Regions from separate parts of the Homo sapiens genome. Here region 2 is linked to region 1. Evidence: chromatin loops called from intact Hi-C (ENCODE). Cell type or tissue: pancreas. All regions are shown on one strand. Each heading gives the region's core, and the rest is flanking DNA. Links, peaks and the distances in the headings are about the cores only.

What was found. Hi-C counts contacts between places; a loop is a spot of excess contacts. Peaks named below come from ENCODE experiments on the same cell type or tissue, not always from the same donor. Only the 100,000 strongest peaks of a DNase experiment are listed, where the experiment ranks them.
Region 2: a loop joins it to region 1, with 2.2 times the contacts of the local background. A loop is called at or near these places in 13 of 110 quality-filtered maps.

Annotation. Positions count from the first base shown.
Region 1 is chr16:22,277,736-22,282,125 of GRCh38, reverse strand. It overlaps EEF2K (eukaryotic elongation factor 2 kinase), which reads right to left. Exons shown (of 18, transcript NM_013302.5): 17 at 1,750-1,928. Among named protein-coding and RNA genes, the nearest start is that of TRL-AAG2-4, 17 kb to the left of the region's middle. In pancreas, for the core only: no CTCF peak of the experiment used is centred there; a DNase peak (open chromatin) is centred at 1,917.
Region 2 is chr16:22,222,572-22,226,961 of GRCh38, reverse strand. EEF2K (eukaryotic elongation factor 2 kinase) reads right to left here. Exons shown (of 18, transcript NM_013302.5): 2 at 987-1,308. The coding sequence starts at 1,232. Among named protein-coding and RNA genes, the nearest start is that of EEF2K, 18 kb to the right of the region's middle. RefSeq lists an enhancer at 631-1,254. In pancreas, for the core only: no CTCF peak of the experiment used is centred there; no DNase peak of the experiment used is centred there.

The DNA of each region.
Region 1 (4,390 bases), core at 242-4,241:
CACTCAGTTAATTAAAACAATTTCTTTTGTAGAGGTGAGGTTTACCTATGTTGCCCAGGCTGGTCTTGAACTCCTAGACTCAAGTGATCCTCCCATCTTGGCCTCCCAAAGTGCTGGGATTACAGGCATGAGCCACTGTGCCCAGCAATTTTTTTAGTTTAAACCACCCACTCTATAGTATTTTGTTTTGGCAGCCCAAGAAGACTAATACATTATGTAACAGAAAAAATATATATATAACTTGTCTATCAACTGATGAATGGATAAAGGCTGTATATCCACACAATGGAATATTATGTAGTAATAAGAAGGAATGAAGTACTGATAACACACTTCAACACAGATGAATCTTGAAAAAGTTATGCTAAATGAAAGAAGCAGATACAAAAAGCCACAAATTGTATACTCCCAGTTATATAAAATCTCCAGAATAGGCAAATCTATAGGGACAAAAAGTATAGTGGCTGCTAGGTTCGGGGAGGACTGCTAACTGGTACGGGATTTCTTTTTGGGGTGATGGAAATGTTCTGGAATTACATAGCAGTGATGATTGTACAACATTATGACTATACTAAAACCCACTAGGACCAGGTGCAGTGGCTCACATCTGTAATCCAAAGACTTTGGGAAGCCAAGGCAGCAGATTGCTTGAGGCTAGGAGTTCAAGACCAGCCTGGGCAACATAGCAAGACTCTGTCACTACAAAGAACTTTTAAAAATTGGCTGGGTGTGGAAGCAAGTGCCTGTAGTCCCAGCTGCTTGGGAGGCTGAGGCAGGAGAATTGCTTGAGCATAGGAGTTCCAGGCTGGAGTGAGCTATGATTGTGCCACTGCACTCCAGCCTGAGTGACACAGTGAGATTCTATTTCAAAGAAAAAAGAAAGAAAGAAAAGGAAAGGAGGCCAGGCATGGTGGCTCACACGTATAATCCCAGCACTTTGGGAGGCTGAGGCGGGCAGATCACCTGAGGTCAGGAGTTCAAGACCAGTCTGGCCAACATGGTGAAACCCCATCTCTACTAAAAACAGAAAAATTAGCTGGGTGTGTGCCTGTAGTCCCAGCTATGCAGGAGGCTGAGGCACAAGAATCACCTGAACCTGGGAGGTGAAGGTTGCAGGGAGCAGAGATGGCCCACTCCAGCCTGGGCTACAAGAGTGAAACTCTGGGCCAGGTGTGGTGGCTCACGCCTGTAATCCAGCACTTTGGGAGGCCGAGGTGGGCCGATCACTTGAGGTCAGGAGTTCGAGACCAGCCTGGCCAACATGGCAAAACCCTGTCTCTACTAAAAATACAAAAATCAGCTGTGCATGGTGGCACACCTGTAATCCCAGCTACTCAGGAGGCTGAGGCAGGAGAATCGCTGGAACTCGGGAGGTGGAGGCTGCAGTGAGCCAAGATTATGCCGTTGCACTCCAGTCTGGGCTATAGAGCGAGACTCCGTCTCAAAAAAAAAAAAAAAAAAAGAAAGAAAGGAAAGGAAAACCCCCCTACTAAACTATATACTTTAAGATGGTGAATTTTGTTATGAAAATCTCAATTCAGTTTTTAAAATTGCAAAAACCCCCTACAAAGCCGTAATATATAACCATTAAAATAACAATGTTCATCTTCATACTAGCTCCATAAATTCCCCTCCCTGGAAGAAGATTCAGCCTGTCATCTTGTCATAAATAACTCCCAGTGGAATGGAAATTAGGTTCCTCCCTGCCCAGCCCTGTTGCAGCCCAGGGGCAGGTCTGCCAGGCCCTACCTGATCTCTGCGGGTCCTTCTCCAGCCCGTAGCCTCCTGTGAACAGCATCTCGGCCTCCCTGGCCAGCATCATGTACCGGGGCTCGTCCTGCATTCCGTCGTACTCACCGCCCTCATCACAGTCCGTCATCTCCAGGGCAGTGTTGTACCAGTGCAGGGCCTCTAGCCAGTCTTGGCACCTTGCCAGGAGATACAGAGGGAAAGGTGGAGGTTACCATGGCAACAGGGTGGCAGGAGGAGGGCCTTCCAGCAGGAGGGGCAAGTCAGGGATCCCAGCAGGGCCACCACCTATGGTTCACGACCTATCTTGTCCAAGGCCAATACATCTATGAGGCACCTTCATACTGTGATATTCATTCACTCATTCATTCATTCATTTTTGAGACAGAGTCTTGCTCTGTTGCCCAGGCTGGAGTGCAGTGGTGCAATCTCGGCCCACTGCAGCCTCCGCCTCTCAAGTTCAAGCAATTCTCCTGTCTCAGCCTCCTGAGTAGCTAGGATTACAGGTGCACGCCACCACACCCAGCTAATTTTTTGTATTTTTAGTAAAGACGGCATTTCACCACGTTGGCCAGGCTGGTCTCGAACCCCTAACCTCGAGTGATCCACATGCCTAGGCCTCCCAAAGTGCTGAGATTACAGGCATGAGCCACTGTGCTCGGCCAATATTTATTAAGAGAGCAGTTGACCAGCCCAGGCAACGTAGAGAGACCGTGTCTCTACAAAAAAACAAAAACACAACAAAAAAACAGTGACTATAGTCAAAAATAATGTAATTGTATATTTTAAAATAACTAAAAGAGTATAAAGAAATTGTTTATACCACAATGAATAAATGCTTGAGATGATGGATATCCCATTTATCCTGATGTGATTATTACACATTCCATGCCCATATCAAAATAGCTCATGTAACCCATATACACACTTACTATGTACCCACAAAAATTAAAAAATACAATAAACACACAAAAAGCTGGGTGTGGTGATGGACACCTGTAGTCCCAGCTACTCCGGAGGCTGAGGTGGGAGGATAGCTTGAGCCCAGGAGTTAGAGGCTGCAGTGAGCTATGATCATGCCACTGCACTCCAGCCTGGGCAATAGAGTATAACCCTGTGTTAAAAAAAAAAAAAAAAAAAGAGGAGTCAAGTTGCTTTCCTTAATAAAATCAGTATATTACAACAATTTTCCCATAGATGAAAGTAAAGGGCAGCTTAGCTAGGACACCCCCTTGAGGAAGGGGCCCATTTTTACAGTCTACACAGAGGCAGCCATGAGCTAGCATTAGCAATGCCTGAGTGTCCTAGCTAAGCTGCCCTCTGACTTGTAGAGAAGTGGATTGGGGGCGGGGTCCTCTGCAGAGGCCTCTAGAGCCATCTGCACTAATGGCAATCACCGTATGCTCTGCTGTGCGGGACAGCTGTGAATTTTGTTATGTAAAATTGCCTCCAGCACAATGCAGAACTCACCCCAGAATAGTTGAGTCTCCACTTCCAGCTCTGCCCGTCGACCCTCAACTCCTCCTACTGCAGCCCATGTATGGCCAAACCAGCCAGGGCACACAAAGTTTCCAGCCAAACCCACGCACCACAGAATACACAGCAAACAGGGCGGAGGGCTCTTTTTCTTTGGGTGTAATCCGTGTGAGTAACTATTTATAGTATATCAGGAAAGAGCAAATACAGCGACACAGGTAAGAAGGCCTGTGGGTCTCGTGAAACATTCCAGAAGCAATAGGTCTGATGACTTGCTGTCCCTGCCTTGCTGCCACAGTGCCCTCTGCGGCCCTGTCTGACAGGCGCTGCCCTCCAGGACGGTCTCCTGTTTGTCTACCTTTGCACCAGGCTCACCGGCTGCCATCCATTCCCCAACGATGCCTGCTCCTGCCTGCTCTGTGGCCCTTGCACCCGCTGTTCCCTCACCTTGGAAGATTCTTCCTCCAACTCTTTCTGCACCTGGCTCCTTGCTCTGGTTGGAACGTGTGTCCCCTCCAAAACCCATGTTGAGATTTGCTTGCCATTGTGAGGTATTAGGAGTTGGGATCTTTGAGAGGTGATTGGGCTTTGATGGTTCTGCCCTCATGAATGGATTTCTGCCAGTATGAGGAAAGTGGATTTGTTATAAAAGGGCGAGTTCAGCCCCCTTTTGCTCTCTCTTTTTTCTTTTCTTGAGATAGCGTTTCACTCTGTTGCCCAGGCAGGAGTGCAGTGGCACAATCATAGCTCACTGCAGCCTCAAAGTCCTGGGATCCAGCAATCCTCCCATTTTAACCTCCTGAGTAGCTGGGATGACAGGGGCATGTCACCACGCCTGGCTAATTTTTAAAATTTTTTTATAGAGACACACTCTTACCAGGTTGCCCAAGCTGGTCTTGAACTCCTGGACTCAAGTGATTTTCCTGCCTCAGCCTCCCAAAGTGCTGGGATTACAGGCATAAGCCACCGTGCTTGACCTGCTCTCCCTCTCCTTCTCTTCTGCCAGGTGATGACACAGCAAGAAGGCCCATGCAAGACGCTGGCATACTGATATTAGACTTCCCAGCCTCCAGAACTAAGAGCCAGCAAATTTCTGTTCATGAGAAATTCCTCAGCCTCAGATATTCTGTTACCAGCACAGAACAGGCTAAGACACTCATCATCC
Region 2 (4,390 bases), core at 251-4,250, 55 kb after region 1:
TCCCCAACTGCTGGGATTACAGGCGTAAGCCACTGCACCCAGCCTATTTTATTTTTTGAGAGACAGGGTCTCACTATGTTGCCCAGGCTGGTCTCCTAGGCTCAAGTGATCCTCCCTTTTGTCCTCTCAAAGTGCTGGCATCACAGGTGTGAGACACCACGCCTGACCTAAAATTATGTTGTTAAATAAATTCTTTCAAAAAATTAACAACAAGTGGCTGGGCGTGGTAGTTCAAGACCAGCCTGGGAAACCCCATTTCTACAAAAAAAATTTTTTTAATGAGCCGGGTATAGTGGTACAAGCCTATAATCTTAGCTACTCAGGAGGCTGAGGTGGGAGGCTTGCTTGAGCCTAGGAATTCAAGGCTGCAGTAAGCCATGATTGTGCCATTGCACTGCAGCCTGGGCAACAAAGCGAGACCACGTTTATAAAAAAAAAAAAAAAGAAGAAGAAGGAAAAGAAAGAAAAAGAGAGAAAGAGAAATAAGGTCCTTAGTTTGGGGATTTTCTATTGCCATAAATAAATAAACGTTTTTACAAAGAAATAAGATCTTTACAGTTTGCAATGTTCCCCAATAGTTGCTGTTTTATTCTGTTCTGTTCCATTTCTTTAAAAAAAAAAAAAAAAAAAAAAAAAGAACAGCACCTCTGCACTCCAGCCTGGGTGACAGAGGAGAACTCTGTCTCTAAAGAAAGCTAAAATAAATAAACAAACAAAACAAAACATTGGACAAAACTCAGCAAAAGGTTTTCACAACTCCGTAGTGTGTCCTGGGCTACTATTTGAAAAACACCCAGTTCCAAGGTAATGAAATTTATTTTAAATCAATAATACCCTCCCTGCTTAACAAGTATATCCTCAGCTCAGAGTTTAGAGCACTGTCCAGGGTTTGGAAATACGAAGAAGTCCCCAACCAGCGACTCCAACCCTCCATCCCTTACAGCAGCTAAGCCAGGTGGGGAAGGTGGAATAGGTGGCTCACTCACCTTGAAGTGGAAGGAGTTTGCCGGGGACCCGCTGGAGCTATACCGCTCACTTTTTGTTAGGTTGCTGTAGTACTTATTAACCTTGGAATTGACATTCTGGTTCGAGCTTGGGTCATCCGTGATGGGGCAGATGAAGTAACCTTCCTCATCGTCGCTGTCCCCATCAGAATCACCATCATGGCCAGCTCGGGGGGACTGGCCGCCATCAACGCCTTCCAGGCGGAAGATGAGATCTTCGTCTGCCATGTTCCTGGGGTGCCCGTTTTACCCAAGCAGTATCCGGCACAGCCAGAGTTACTGGACAAATGCAGAGGCGAAGGTCCTACAAGGAAAGCAAGGGCCAGAGAGTGGGTGCTGGGGCCCAGGGCTGCGAATTCGCCCGACCCTCACCCCAAATGCTGCAGGCTATCGCAGGAGCTGGCACCCTTGGGGTAAAACCTAGAGCTATCTTTTGGGGAGGCAGTTGGCAGCACCCAGGCACATTTTAAATTCGAAACCCGCTGACCCAGTCGTCATTCCACTTTTAAGAACTCAGTGTTTGCAAATGTTGGAACCAGGTTGGGAAAGGAATGGCTTCTTAAGCAGAGTGCTCTTTTTAGCACATCAATTAGATCGAGGCACTCCTCTGCTTAACGCCCACCCCTGGCAGCTTCCTTTCACATTCATAATAAAATCCAAATGCCTTGGTAAGGCTGCAAGAGCTGCGTTCATCTAGCGTGCTGCCCACTTCTCCTCCGGCCCTGGCTGCTCTCCAGGTACACTGGGTTTCTTTCTGTTCTGTGAACACATTAAGTTCATTCCGACCTCCGAGCCTTTGTACCTGCTGTTCCTTGTGCCTGGAACAACCTTTCTAACAGTGGGTTCTTTCTCATCATTGAGCTCACAGCTCACAGATGCCTCTTCAGTGAAATCTTCTGTGAATCCCCAAATCAAAGAACCCTTAACCCAACATGCATATCCAATCACTCCCTTGCATATCACCCCGTTCCATTTCTTTCTTTGTTCTTTTTTTTTTTTCTTCTGAGACAGAGTTTCACTCTTGTCACCCAGGCTGGAGTGCAATGGTGCGATCTTGGCTCACTGCAACCTCCACCTCCCAGGTTCAAGCGATTCTGCTGCCTCAGCCTCGCGCGTAGCTGGGATTCCAGGTGCCTACCACCACAACTAGCTAATTTTTGCATTTTTAGTAGAGATGGCATTTCACCATGTTGGCTAAGCTGGTCTTGAACTTCTGACCCCAGGTGATCCTCCTGCCTGGGCCTCCCAAAGTGCTGGGATTACAGGCGTGAGCCACCACATCCGGACTTTTTTCTTTTTCTTTTCTTTTCTTTTTTTTTTTGAGACAGAATCTTGCTCTGTCATCCAGGCTGGAGTACAGTGGTGCAATCCTAGCTCACCTAGGTCACTGCTTGACCTCACAGGCCCAAGCAATCCTCCCACTCAAACCTCCCAAGTAGCTAGGATCACAGGTGTATGCCACCAAGCCTGGCCAATTTTCTTTGTTTTTTGTAAAAACAGGGTCTCCCTATGTTGCCCAGACTGGTCTCAATCTCCTGGGCTCAAGTGATCCTCCTGCCTTGGCCTCCCAAAATGCTGGGATTACAGGCATGCTTCATTTCTTCATTGTGCTTTTCTCAAACTGAAATCACCCCGTTTACTTTGTTATTGTCTGTATGCCCAATACCTCCAAAAGTGTTTGGCACAGAGAAGGCACTCAATGCACTTTCCCAGAATGAAGGAGTGGCCCTAAAAGCATTTTTTGTTTGTTTGTTTTTCTTTGAGACAGAGTCTGGCTCTGTGGAGTGCAGTGGCATGATCTCGGCTCACTGCAACTTCCGCCTCCCGAGTTCAAGCAATTCTCCTGCCTCAGTCTCCTGAGTAGCTGGGATTACAGGCATCCACTACCACGCGCGGCTAATTTTTGTATTTTTAGTAGAGACGGGGTTTCACCATGTTGGCCAGGCTAGTCTTGGACTCCTGACCTCAGGTGATCCGCCTGCCTCGGCCTCCCAAAGTGCTGGGATTACAGATGTGAGCCACCACGCCTGGCCTAAAAGCACTTTCTGTAGCACAATCAGTAACAGCAACAAAACAAAACCCAACAACCCCAAATGTCCAATAGAAGCTCATTATACAGATTACAGTATTTCTCTCTACACCATGAAATACTCCGTGACTGTTAGAAAGGGGACGGTCCCATACCCACAAACACACAAAAATAATCAAGAAAGAGTTCAGGAAGATTGTAGGATAGAACTGTCACATTTACAGCCACCTGATTTTCAACAAGGGTGCCAAGATAATTCACTCTCAGTTTTACAGTCACTTGATTTTCAACAAGCCAAGATGATTCAACAGGGAAGGAAGAATCTTTTCAACAAATGGTGTTGGGATAAATGAATATCCACATGCAAAAAAATGAAGTTGATCCCCTTCCTTACGCCATACCCAAAAATTAAGAAATTAGAAAACACTCTGGCACCAGCCTGGCCAACATGGCGAAACCCTGTCTCTACTAAAAATATAAAAGGTAGCCAGGCGTGGTGGTGCATGCCTATAATCCCAACTACTTGGGAGGCTGAGGTGAGAGAATTGCCTGAGCCTGGGAGGCAGAGGTTGCAGTGAGCTGAGACTGTGCCATTGCACTCCAGCCTGGGTGACAGAGTGAGACCTTGTCTAAAAACAAAACAAAACCAAAAAAAAAAAAAAAAAACAGAAAAAAACAACATCTCAAAAAGTTAAACACTGAGTTACCGTATGATCCAGCAATTCCACTCCTAGGTGCTGACATACACTACAATATGGATGAAACTTACAACCACTAGGGGAGGTGAAAGGCAGTGACAAAAGACTATATACATTGACTAATTCTCTGTATATGAAACTTCCAGAGAAGGCAAAGCAACAGCAATAGAAAATAGATTAATGGTTGCCTGAGGATGGAGGTAGGGTGTGGTGGTGGGAATGGTTGGGGGAAATGGGGAATGATTGCTAATGGGTATGGGGTTTCTTTTGAGTTGATGAAAAGGTTCTAAAATTGACTGTGGCTATATGACTATGAATATACCATTGAATTGTACTATCTATCTATCTGAGATGGAGTCTCACCCTGTCACCCAGGCTGGAGTGCAGTGGCACAATCTCGGCTCACTGTAACCTCCACCCCCAGGTTCAAGTGATTCTCCTGCCTCAGCCTCCCAAATAGCTGGGACTACAGACACGCACCACTGTGCCCAGCTAATTTTTGTATTTTTTTTTTTTTTTTTTTTTTTTAGGGACGGGGTTTCACCATGTTGGCCAGGCTGTTCTCGAACTCCTGAACTTGTGATCTGCCCACCTCAGCCTCCCAAAGTGCTGGGATTACAGGCATGAGCCACTGCTCCCAGCCAGAATCGTACATTTTA